Linked DNA regions of Mus musculus: region 1 is linked to region 2. A link is a contact called in ENCODE Hi-C data. All regions are on one chromosome and are shown on one strand. Each heading gives the region's core, a stretch centred on a gene start or an enhancer-like site at or near the end of the contact. The rest is flanking DNA. Distances are from core to core; before and after follow the strand shown. Region 1 holds the start of Mmd (monocyte to macrophage differentiation-associated). Region 2 overlaps Gm525 (predicted gene 525).

The links. Hi-C counts contacts between places; a loop is a spot of excess contacts on that map.
Region 1: a loop to region 2 is called in a map of T-helper 1 cell, with 4 times the contacts of the local background. The contact joins the promoter of Mmd here to the enhancer-like site in region 2. A Hi-C loop is called at or near these places in 2 of 37 maps with a recorded cell type or tissue (T-helper 1 cell and T-helper 17 cell).

The regions. Positions count from the first base shown.
Region 1 is chr11:90,247,944-90,253,352 of GRCm38, forward strand. It overlaps Mmd (monocyte to macrophage differentiation-associated), which reads left to right and starts at 1,533. Exons shown (of 7, transcript NM_026178.2): 1 at 1,533-1,792. The coding sequence starts at 1,767.
Region 2 is chr11:89,091,374-89,096,917 of GRCm38, forward strand. It overlaps Gm525 (predicted gene 525), which reads left to right. Exons shown (of 4, transcript NM_001033266.2): 4 at 1,513-1,691. Among named protein-coding and RNA genes, the nearest start is that of Gm525, 20 kb to the left of the region's middle. Within about 2 kb of position 1,550, at least 1 of the 3 ENCODE cell types and tissues checked has a DNase peak (open chromatin) inside an H3K27ac peak, as active enhancers do.

The sequences.
Region 1 (5,409 bases), core at 283-2,782, 1.2 Mb after region 2:
GGTGCTTCGTGTTAGAGGAAGCTATGTAGGAATCTGTTTTGCATCGGGCAAGTTTCTTTTTCACTCCCTGATCCTCTTTTACATTGATGACTCCCCAACCCCCACTTCTCTACATTTAACATATGAGAGAAAACATTTAACATTTGTATTTCTGAGCCTGGTTTATTTATTTCATTTCATATGATGATATCTAGTTCCATCCATTTCTCTGTTCCCAGAAATGTAGTTACTCGTAACCCCCCCCCCCCCCACACACACACACTGAAGAACAATCCAGTCCTCCTCTATTGGAGCCGATTGTCCTTTTAAACCAAGTGTGCAGCTTTGGAATGGAAAGATCACTCCCGAGTCTTCATTTTTTTCCTTCTGGCTGACTAATTTTCCATGCTGTCTCTAGACACACACACCACATTTTCTTTCTACATCCTTTGGTAGGCACCTACACTAATATAATAACTTGGCTATTGTAAACAGTGCCACCTTTCAAAGCCTTGGCCTCCATACCTGTGAAATGAGTAACATAATTTTGAACCTAAGGATTCCTTCCAAGATCAAAGCAATTGTTGTGGAAAGCACCCCGGGGCACTTAAAGAGAAGGACACTAGAATGGTGGGTGAAACCATTCCCCGGCATCCCCCCATCTTTCATTCGTTTCAAAAAGAGTAAATACTGCTTCGAAGCTGGCCCTAAGTCCCTCAAGAAGGTGAAGTTTGAGGAGTGGGGGATGTGTGTGGGCAGGTTTCCTGGATGGGAGCACACCTGGATTTCAGGAGTGATGCTGACAGGTCCTGCACATGTCAATTCCTTTTTTCCAGTATTCTTCTGAGTGTATTCACTACCTCTTATCTCTTCTCTCCCTAGGATCTGCTCTTCTGGCAAGTCCTTTTAGCTTTACAGAGGTTTAGCAAAAGGGGCCGATTCAAGTCTACTCTTTCCTTGGAAATTTCTTGGGTTAAAAAATAGAAAATAAAATGGAGGACGTAAAAAGATCTCTCCAGAAGAATCCCCCTGGAGAAATTCCAATCTCTTCTTTATAGGACAGCCGTGTTACTAATCCGTCTTTACACAGCGTAAAAGGTGAAGAAATAAATGAAAGGAAGGACGCAGAAATGAATGAAGGCTGGATAAACGATATGGGGCCAAGATTAGAAGGCAGAGATAGATTCTTGCTCGCTGCCACTTCCGGCACAGCTGCTTCTAAGATTGTGGGCCATCTCCTACACACCGTTGTTCCTTCCTCTCTGTTGCAGCTCACACGCTCAAAGCTTTAATGCAGAGCACCGCCCTCCCAGCGCTCCTCCCCTTTCGGCTAGCCACACCCCTCGGCTCTGAGGTTCCGCCCCACCTACCGAGCTTCAAGGGAAATGAATGGCAGCGGAGCCCTGCGCCGCTCCGGACACTGATTGGCCACTGGGCGCGGTGACGCGCAGGTGGCTGCGGGCGCACGCAGCGAGAGCAGCGGGCAGGGGCGGAGCCGGGCTCCGGGGCGGGGCCCAGGCACCCGGGGGCGGAGGAGCCAGGGAGGCGGGAGGCGGGAGGCGCCGGGGCCGTTTAAGCGGCCTCCCTCCCGCCCCCAGGCGCCTGCTCTGGCCCGGGCCCTGTGCTGACCGACCCCCGGTGTGGCCCACTCCGGCCCTGCCCAGTTGCGTGGCTCCCGCCTGGCACGCCAGCGGCCTCGGAGCAGCTCAAGCCCATGAGGCCGGCGCGCCCTGCCGCCGGTGCAAAAGAGACGGAGCTCCCGGCCCCCGCGGTGGAGCGGTGGATCAATGCGGTTCAGGAATCGATTCCAGCGGTGAGAGTTCTGCGGGGAACGTGCTCCGTCCCGGGGGATCCCGAGCCCTGACGAGGACCGGCTCCCGGGAAGACTCGCAGTTCTGCGATCCCCTTCCTCCAGGCAGCTTGGGATCTGTGCCCCGGGACCCCGCATCTGCTTTGCCTCCTCCATCCGCTTGCAAACCTAGCTTGGCCCTTGAGATCCCCATCCAGACACCGCTGCTGCTAGCTTCTAGCAGACTACTCCAGCCTCAGAGCCCCCTCCCCACGACTCCACTCAGGGCCTCCACCCTTATACAAACCCCAACGTGAGGTCTCTTAAGGCTGCTGCAGCACCCTGTGGCGATGTTTGTCTTACAGCGGGTAGGAGGTCTGGCCTGAGCTTTTTGAGGTGTTTTGTCGGTGGTTGGCCCTAGAGACAGGGAAACTGAGGCACGCTTCTCTAGGTCCAGCTTTCCTGATGGTGTCCGGAGGGGTTGTGTGTCTCGGGCTAAGAACCTAATGGTGTGCTATTTGGGGGATTTTTTTTTGGCAGGGGCAAGTTAGCATTCAGGTGGAGAGACATGCCTTTGAGAAACCTGGTTTTAGGAAATAGGGAGAAAGAACGGAGGAGGCGCCACCGGAAGGCGGGTTGTCTGCTCTACACTAAAGAGGTGGTAGGGTAGCCCGACTTGAGGGACATAGTGTGGCCCTTCTCTCCCGGGTGGATTACCTGCGTGGAAGGAATGATGAAGGCTGCCGACCTATTGTTCCCAAAGAAAGCTCTGGGCTTTAATGTTTCTAAGTGGGTGAAAGTTCACCCATGGGGTTTCTGGTAACTCCATCCCTTTGTCTGAGCCTGGCAGCCATACCCATTCCCAGCCCTTCACCACCAACAGGGTAGCCTAGTGTGATGTACCAGAGAATTCAAAAGCAGAAATGCTTAAAATCTTCCGAGCAGGCTATTGAGTTTGAAGTGGTCTTTCTTTTTATTTTAAAATGTAAACACACCATTTAGTTTTCCTTTCCCTTCTTTCCCCTGTTCACTCATTAATGCTTATCTCATTTCTTCCAGTCTCAAAGGGTAAAAGAGCCAACACAACATGCACAGGATGAGGGTGGTCTTTGCGCTCAGTATTGGGGGAGATCGGCTTGAAGATTTGGATTGCTTTCTGAATATTGCTTATTACTTGGTGGCTGGAAGTCTGGCACTATCGTTGGAGGAGAACTACGTCTCTATGTCAAAGGCAGAAAGGAACCTTGGTCTTTCTCGTTTAGAACCACAGTGGATTTAAGAGACTCTGTAACGTGTGTGAACCTCATGTCCTGTGCGTGTGGGTTGTTTGTCTGATTCTTTCCTTTGCATGTCTTTGTGGGCTTCCTGCTTTCAGAGACCAGTAGCTATATTCTGCAAAATTACCCCTTCCCTATTTGACGAAGAGTTTGGGTTTCTAGTCTATCCTTTTGAATTCTATAAAAAGAAGGAAAATGTCTGTTTTTGCTTATTGTACCAACATTCAGAGAGCTCTAAAATGAAAAAATAAAAACCACCTCAGCTGATTGAGCAATCTTTTTTAATGGACAGAATTCACTTTCATCCTATTTTGGAGTCTTACCCATTCAAACATTAGAATACACAGGGGTTATCTTTCAGAGTATCACAGAATGTAATTGTTGAGTAGGTGTATATTATAGGTGTATATTATTGTGCTCTGCAAATGTTAGTTGTGTCTTTCTTGGTGATCCCTGGGTCTCCTTTGATTCTGATTGATGCAATCCCTTCATTACCTCTTTCTCTATTATAGCCTAGACTATTTATAAGCATCAATTTGAACTTGAGAATCAGCCTGCAAATACAAAGTAATATCAGAAAAGTCCTGAGTTTTATGATTCACACATTAAAAGGTTGAAAATTGTCTTCCACATCTTTTTGTCTTCATGAAACATTTTGGTGTGCGTCCAGGGCGGGCAGATCATACGGGAGGCACACACTGTCTCTGAACTAATATGTTCTTTTCCTTGACATACATGCTGGTACTCAGTTGAGGAACAGTTCATTAGACAATGGTTTATAGCTCTGCCTAAATAAGAAAATACCTTACAGTTCCACTCAAGGTGGAGCCTGGGTGGTTACTGTGGCTTTGGATCATCTTCCAGACTTCTGCCATTTATATGAGGAAGGCTGTAAGGGAACAGTTAAAGCCACAAAAACAAACAAACAAACACCAAAGTAAACCTTAGGATGTGAAAAAAATTGCCCTGGGCTGCAGCGTGTTTTCATCCTTGCTTTATCTCTCTCAGACTGAAGACACTATTCACTTGCCTACACACACACACACACACACACACACTTTCCTTTTCCTAACCTCTCTGAGAGGTGATAATAACTGTTACCAGTCAGTTACTGCCTGTTTGTGCCAGCTACTGGCTGGGTACTTGCATATTTTCAACTTAACAAGTCACTGAAGAGCAGATAAGTTTAGAGAGTAACAAAGTCCTTGCCCAGGGAGCTACAGGTAGGAAGAGGCAGACCTTGGAATTCAGTTTCGTATCTCTGCAGCTGCTGGCTGAGCTGTTAACCCTTTCTGCCTCTTAGCTGGAAAAGGAGTTTCCTTCCTCAGCCCAAGCTGTGACTACCCTACTGATGAGATTTTTAAGTCGAGTGCACAGAAAAGCGTCTTTTTCAAAATCTGAAACATTTAGAAAGTCTTTGGGGGGGGGGGCTATCTGCTGTCTCTTTGGACCGGTTCTTGGCGTTGAGCCATAGAAGGAGGTGGTCTTCTCTCTTCCTTCTCCCTTTAGGAATCGCCAAGAGTGTCTGACATTCTTGAGTGACTGTCTGAACAAATGCCATGCTCAGTCTTCAGAGGGAGCTGGCACGGTTGCAGGGTGCTGGGCAGAAGGATCGGTGGAAGCTGCAGCACTCAGTAACATTGAAGCTGTCCTGAGGATAACCGTTGTCTTAGCCTCTGAGTTTTCTGTTCCTAAGACCTAGGGCTCATTTGGCTCCGAGGCTGCCTGTTGCTCTTCTGTATGTAATCTCCAGCAAAGATAAATGGATCCTGGGAGCTGGCATTGTAGGAAGTCATGAATCTCTGTGCACGGGAGGCTACAAAGAGATTTTCATCTGCTTGTTTAATAATTATGAATTAAACTTCAGCAAAAGATGAGCATCGTGCTTAACACTGGAAATGAAATAGTAAAGACCACCTCTTAGACTCACATTACAGGGTAGAAAGGTCAGGGTAGTTGGCTAATCCACTCTAATCTCCTTGGCAGCAGGGTGAGTTCCTTGCTACTGTCCCATGTTGTGAATTCTCAAATGAAAGACACACACACACACACACACACACACACACACACACAGCCTTAGATTTAATATGCCTTAATCAGCTCAATTGCTGGGCTTCTCCCACACTTCCACGTTGTTAACACCTCCCCCCTCTGATACTCCTGAATTATTACCTACTAAAAGTCTATATTCCATCTTTGCTACTCTAGACCCCGTGGCAGGAGGGCTTGGGACCACTCTTCCCTGGCTCCCACATGCCTGCACACTCTCTCGTTCTCTCTTCTGCAGCTCTCAGGCCTGATCCTTCTGCTTCCCTGGCAAGGCAGTATTACCTCTCCCCTGTGTTCCTTGCCCGGGAACCTAAC
Region 2 (5,544 bases), core at 300-2,799:
TAGTAGTGTCTTACACGCGTTCGCTACCGGCCAGGAAAGACACAACAAACCGGAATCTTCTGCGGCAAAAGCTTTATTGCTTACATCTTCAGGAGCCAGAGAGCCAGAGAGAGAAAAAGAACAAGAACAAGAACAAGAAAGCAAGAGAGAGAAAAAGAACAAGAACAAGAAAGCAAGAGAAAGAATGGCAAAACCCCGTCCCTTTTAAGGAGAATTATCCTCCGCCTAGGACGTATTACTCCCAACTCTTACTTTTTTTTTTTTTTTTTTTTTCTTCTTCGGCAAAGCTTTATTGCTTACATCTTTAGGAGCAAGAAGCAAGAGCCAGAGCAAGAGAGCAAAAGGGAGAATGGCGAAACCCCGTCCCCTTTTAAGGAGAATTATTCTCCGCCTAGGACGTATTACTCCCTGATTGGCTGCAGCCCATCGGCCCAGTTGTCATCACGAGAAAGGCAGAACACATGGCGGGAAAACTGCCCCTGCACGTGTGCAGATTATGTTTACCACTTAGAACACAGCTGTCAGCGCCATCTTATAATGGCAAATGTGAGGGCGGCTCCCAACAGTAGTGAAAAGCCAGCCTGACTGCTCGTTGTTCCTCCTGTGAGATGGGGAGAGTGGCAGCCTCTCCTTTTGTTGTCCCAAGGATCCAAGAAGTTGGAGATGGCTCAGTGGTCCAGAGGGCTTGCTGCTCTCCCAGAGCGCTTGGGTTCAGTTCCCAGCACCCATGTCAGGAGGCTCACAATCTCCTATGTAACTCTAGCTCCAGGAAAATCTGATGCCCTCTTCTGGACTCCTGGCACACCTGATCTATACACATGTGTACACATACAGATACACAAATACATAAATAAATAAAACAAATCTTTTAAAATTGGTCCACACACAGGGTTTGTTTTTTTTTTTTTTTTTTAGGAGATAACAGCTGGCGGCTTCTTCTCCTCTTTCTTCCACCACCACTACCATTACTTCCACTACAACCACCATCACCACCACCATCACTACAACCATCATCATCACTATCACCACCACCACCATCACTACCACCATCACCACCACTATCAACACCACCACCATCACAACCACCACCATCACCACCATCACCACCACCTCCACCATTACCACCACCATCACCCCCCCCACCATCACCATCACCACCACCACCGACATCACCACCACCACTATCACCACCACCACCTCCACCATCACCATCACCACCACCATCACCAACCCCCCCATCACCACCATCACCACCATCACCACCACCATTATTCTAACATTATTTTCTCATTCCTTTCTTTTCCAGCAAGCAGGCTGACAGGCAGTGATCCAGAGACTGCTGGGGCAGAGAGAAGCTTACCTTCTATTTAATCTGAAGCCTTAGAAACAATGCCTTCTGACCTCAAGAACACGTGGCTCTTAGTGAGCAGGCCGGAAGTTGCCTTGGGGGGAAATAATGAACATGTATTCTGCTCCATTTTACTAACCCGTCTACATTTTGAAAACTAACAGCTTGAAGCTCCTGACGGCCTTCCTGCCAGTTCGCAAGTGTAGGCAGAACGCCAGACCTGCCTTAGAAGAGGGAAGTGCATCACGTGGGGCTGCTGAGTTTCGGGTCATCTGCGTTTTCCTTTCTTTGCTGAACTAATAAAGGCCAGTGCTTAGTCTTTCTGTGCATCTCTTTCCTATGAGGAGAGTACTGGAGAGTGAATTCCCTTGCTCATCTTTGTAAACCAAGGTCCAGGAAGCATACTAATCTTTATTTTTTAAGACTAATTTATCTTTAGTTTATGTATACGAGTGTTTGACTGTATGTACACCATGTACTGGGGAGACCAGAAAGAGGATGTTAACCCCCAAGAACGGGGGTAATAGATGGTTATGAGCCTCAGTGTGTGTGTGTGTGTGTGTGTGTTTGTGTGTGTGTGTGTGTGTGTGTGTGTGTGTGTGTACATTGAGAACTGAACCTGGGTCCTCTGCAAGAGCTGGAGGTGCTCCTAATTATTGAGCCATCTCTCCAGCCCCTATACTCTTCTTCAGTCTATGAATGGTGAGGTGGTGGGTAAGTGTGCCTGCTGCTCAGCCTGATGACCTGAGTCTGATCCCCAGGACCTACATGGGGCAAAAGAATTGACACCTGTAGATCATCCCTCATTTTGCACAAGCATGCTGAGGCATGCACACTCCCACTCATGTGCACAGATAGGATAGGCATGCACATGGAATAAATGAACATGTAGTGAAGGTGGAAAATGAAGGGGAACATGAACTCAAAGAAAATATTTGCCCAAGGTCATCCCAAAAAGAACCATCAGACAACTAAATGCAAACCTAGTCCTCCTGCAGAGGAGACGTTTCCTGTGGAAAGCTGGGTGCTTCTCTGTGCCCCACAGCCCTCAGCTGTACCTCGGTCCCAGAATTAGAGACTAAATAGTGAAAGCTGAAGCAGGGCAGGGGAGTTGCCCTGAGTGGTGTCAGGGGTGGGCCTGTTTAGGAAGAGAGTTACTGGATCTCGGCATATCAATGTGAAAGAAAGCCGGCAGGACAAAAATGGAGTCCCCTGTGTCAGCCCTACAAAGACAAAACAGTAAATAAAACTGGTAGCTTGTGCGGCAGGGTTTTCCCACATGATCGCCTGATAGTAACTGTCATGAAGAAATCTAGTAGACCTCAGACAAAGGCCACTGAAACCGTACACAGGAAGTTCTTGTGGTGGTTTGAATAGGCCTGGCCCCTATAGACTCATGTGTTTGAATGCTTGGCCATATGGAGTGGCATTATTAGGAGGTGTGGCCTTGTTGGAGTGGGTGTTGTAGGCTTATATTTTTCACAACCTACTTTAATAAGAGTTCAACCTCCTCTCTAGCCACCACCCACCAGAGGTAGTGGAAAAAAAAGGTTATTAGGATACAGGGGAAGCAGACCTGTTTAGAGATAGTTCTTGGGGCGATTCCAATCTTTGTTAGTCCAGTCCAGTAGCAAACACCAAACATGAACCGGCAGCTGTAGTTCAGTCTACTCGGCAGACACCACACATGAATCAGCAAGACAATTCAATCCAGGAGAAATCACGAGCGTGCGTGCGCACACAGACACACACACACACACACACACAGACACACACACACACAAAGATGTAAGAAAAAAAGTAAAAGTGGATGGACATTAGGACTTCTAATTGCCTTTCTTTTTTTCTTTTCTTTTTTTCTTTTTGGTTTTTCGAGACAGGGTTTCTCTGTGTAGCCCTGGCTGTCCTGGAACTCACTCTGTAGACCAGGCTGGCCTCAAACTCAGAAATCCACCTGCCTCTGCCTCCCAAGTGCTGGGATCAAAGGCGGGCGCCACCACGCCCAGTGAGAAATTGCCTTTCATATTTCATTTTTCATTTAGCCAGCACAGCCTCTAGCCGGGAAGTGAGTTTGTTCTTTTAGATGCTTAGAGATAAATATGGTCCCCGTTCAAATGATCTTACTACACACTGGGAGAGACATATATGCATTCAGAGAGCTGTACTATAGGTCAGGAGTTGGCAGACATTTCTGGGAAGGGCTCCAACACCCTGTCTCAGTGGGAGGAGGCACACAGTAAATATCTGCTCAATTGTGAATCCTCTCCCTGTCCTGTCCCACCCCAGCTCAGCCTTGAATTGCAAACCTTTACGCTGGTAACACAGAAGCATGGTATTGTTGGATGTGAGATGTTCCCAGAAGACTTCTGTACTGGGTTGGAGAGGTGACTCAGAGGTGACTAGTAGAGTTGACCAGATAGCATGCAGAAAGTCCTGGGTATGGCCACTAGCCCTCCATAAAACTGGGTGTGGTGGCTCATGCCTGTAGCTCCCACAGGAGCTAGAGGTGGGGGGGACCTGAAGTTCGAGGTCATCCTCAGCTGCACAGTGAGTTTGAAGCTCAGCTTAAGTTGCACGAGACCCCTTGATAAAACCACCAGCGTGGAATGAAAGGCTTGATTGACAGCTAGTGGCACAACTTTAGAAGTCAGTGCCTACCTGAAGGAAGTGGGTCACTGTGGGCAGGCCCTTGGAGTCTGCATCTGGATGTCTTGCCCCTTCCTGAGCCTGTAACTTCCCTCTGTAACATACAGAATTTAAGACCCTGCTTGAGATCTCTCAGTATGAAACTGAACCCCCCTCCCCCCAGGCCGTGCTCTTCCTCCAGATGTCTCTTTTCTCTGAGACTCTTCTTTTGTGGCTGGATGTAATGCATGCAGCCATGTTCTTCAGGCACGGCCCTGGGGAAGGACAGATGTTGAGTCACACATGCAAACTCCCAAGCCACACCAGTCATCTGAATCAGTGGGGTTTTCCAGGAGCATTTGGAGTTTGGGAACCACAGACCCAGAGCTTCCTGGAACTTCATGAAAGGGACTGAGTGTGTTGGGGGATGTGGATGCTCATTCTACCATTCACATCCTAGGAAATGGTTTCTATATTATATACTTGGCACTGCTCTAGGTCCAGGGATGTGATGAACAAAATACACAAAGCAGATTGTGTGTGTGTGTGTGTGTGTGTGTGTGCGTGTATACACCCCCCCCCCCAGAAGTCAACCTCTTTAGTAGTTTGCCATTGTCTTTTTTGAGGAAGCATCTTTTGCTGAGCCTCCATCTCACTGATGGACTGGTCTGGCTGGCTATCACGCCTCCAAGTCTCCACCTTCCAGAGCTGGGATTACAGGTGCACACTGCCTTATCTGCCTTTTTTTTATATGGCTGCTGGGGATCTGAACTCAAGTTCTCATGCCTTTGCAGCAAGGGATTGACTGTTCAAGGTGTCTTTCCTGCATCTGAAGGGTGGTTTGTCTGTCTGTCTATCTATCTATCTATCCATGCATCCATATCCACCCACCTGTCTGTCTGTCTGTCTTGCATATATGTCATGCTGTGAACCTGGAAGTCAGAGGACAGCTTGCCTGAGTCGGTTCTCTTCTTCCACCACATGGCCTCCATGTACTGAACACAGGTTGTCAAGGGCTTTTCTCTGCTGAGACCTCTACGTAGCCCTCTTGAAACCAACAGAACTCAGTGGTGTTTCCTACTAGCACCAATGTCTCATTCCCACCATTCCGACACCCTGAGGAGACCCTATGTCCCTTAAGTGATCACTCTCTATTTTCCTTTCTTTACAGTACTCAGCAACACCTAGCTGGTTGTTAGGTATGGATTGGGTCTATTCTGGATATTTCATATCCATTGACTCCTATAATCATTTTTGACTGACTTCTTACACATAGCATGATTTCAAGGATATTATTGCTGTAGCATGTATCACTATTCCGTTTTGGGGCCAACTAATATTCCACTGCATGGCTGTATATCCCATTCCACGTTCATTAATTGACAGGCATTTGGGTTCCTCCCACTTCTTAGCTCTCCTCAGTGGTATAAACAGTCAGGTACATGTGTTTGTTTGGATTAACTGTTTTCACTTTCTTTGGGTCTTTACCCAGTGTGGGCATTGCTGGGTCATATGTGATTTCTATTGAGCTTTGTTGATATTCTATGTGTGCAAATTGTGTGTGTGCGAGT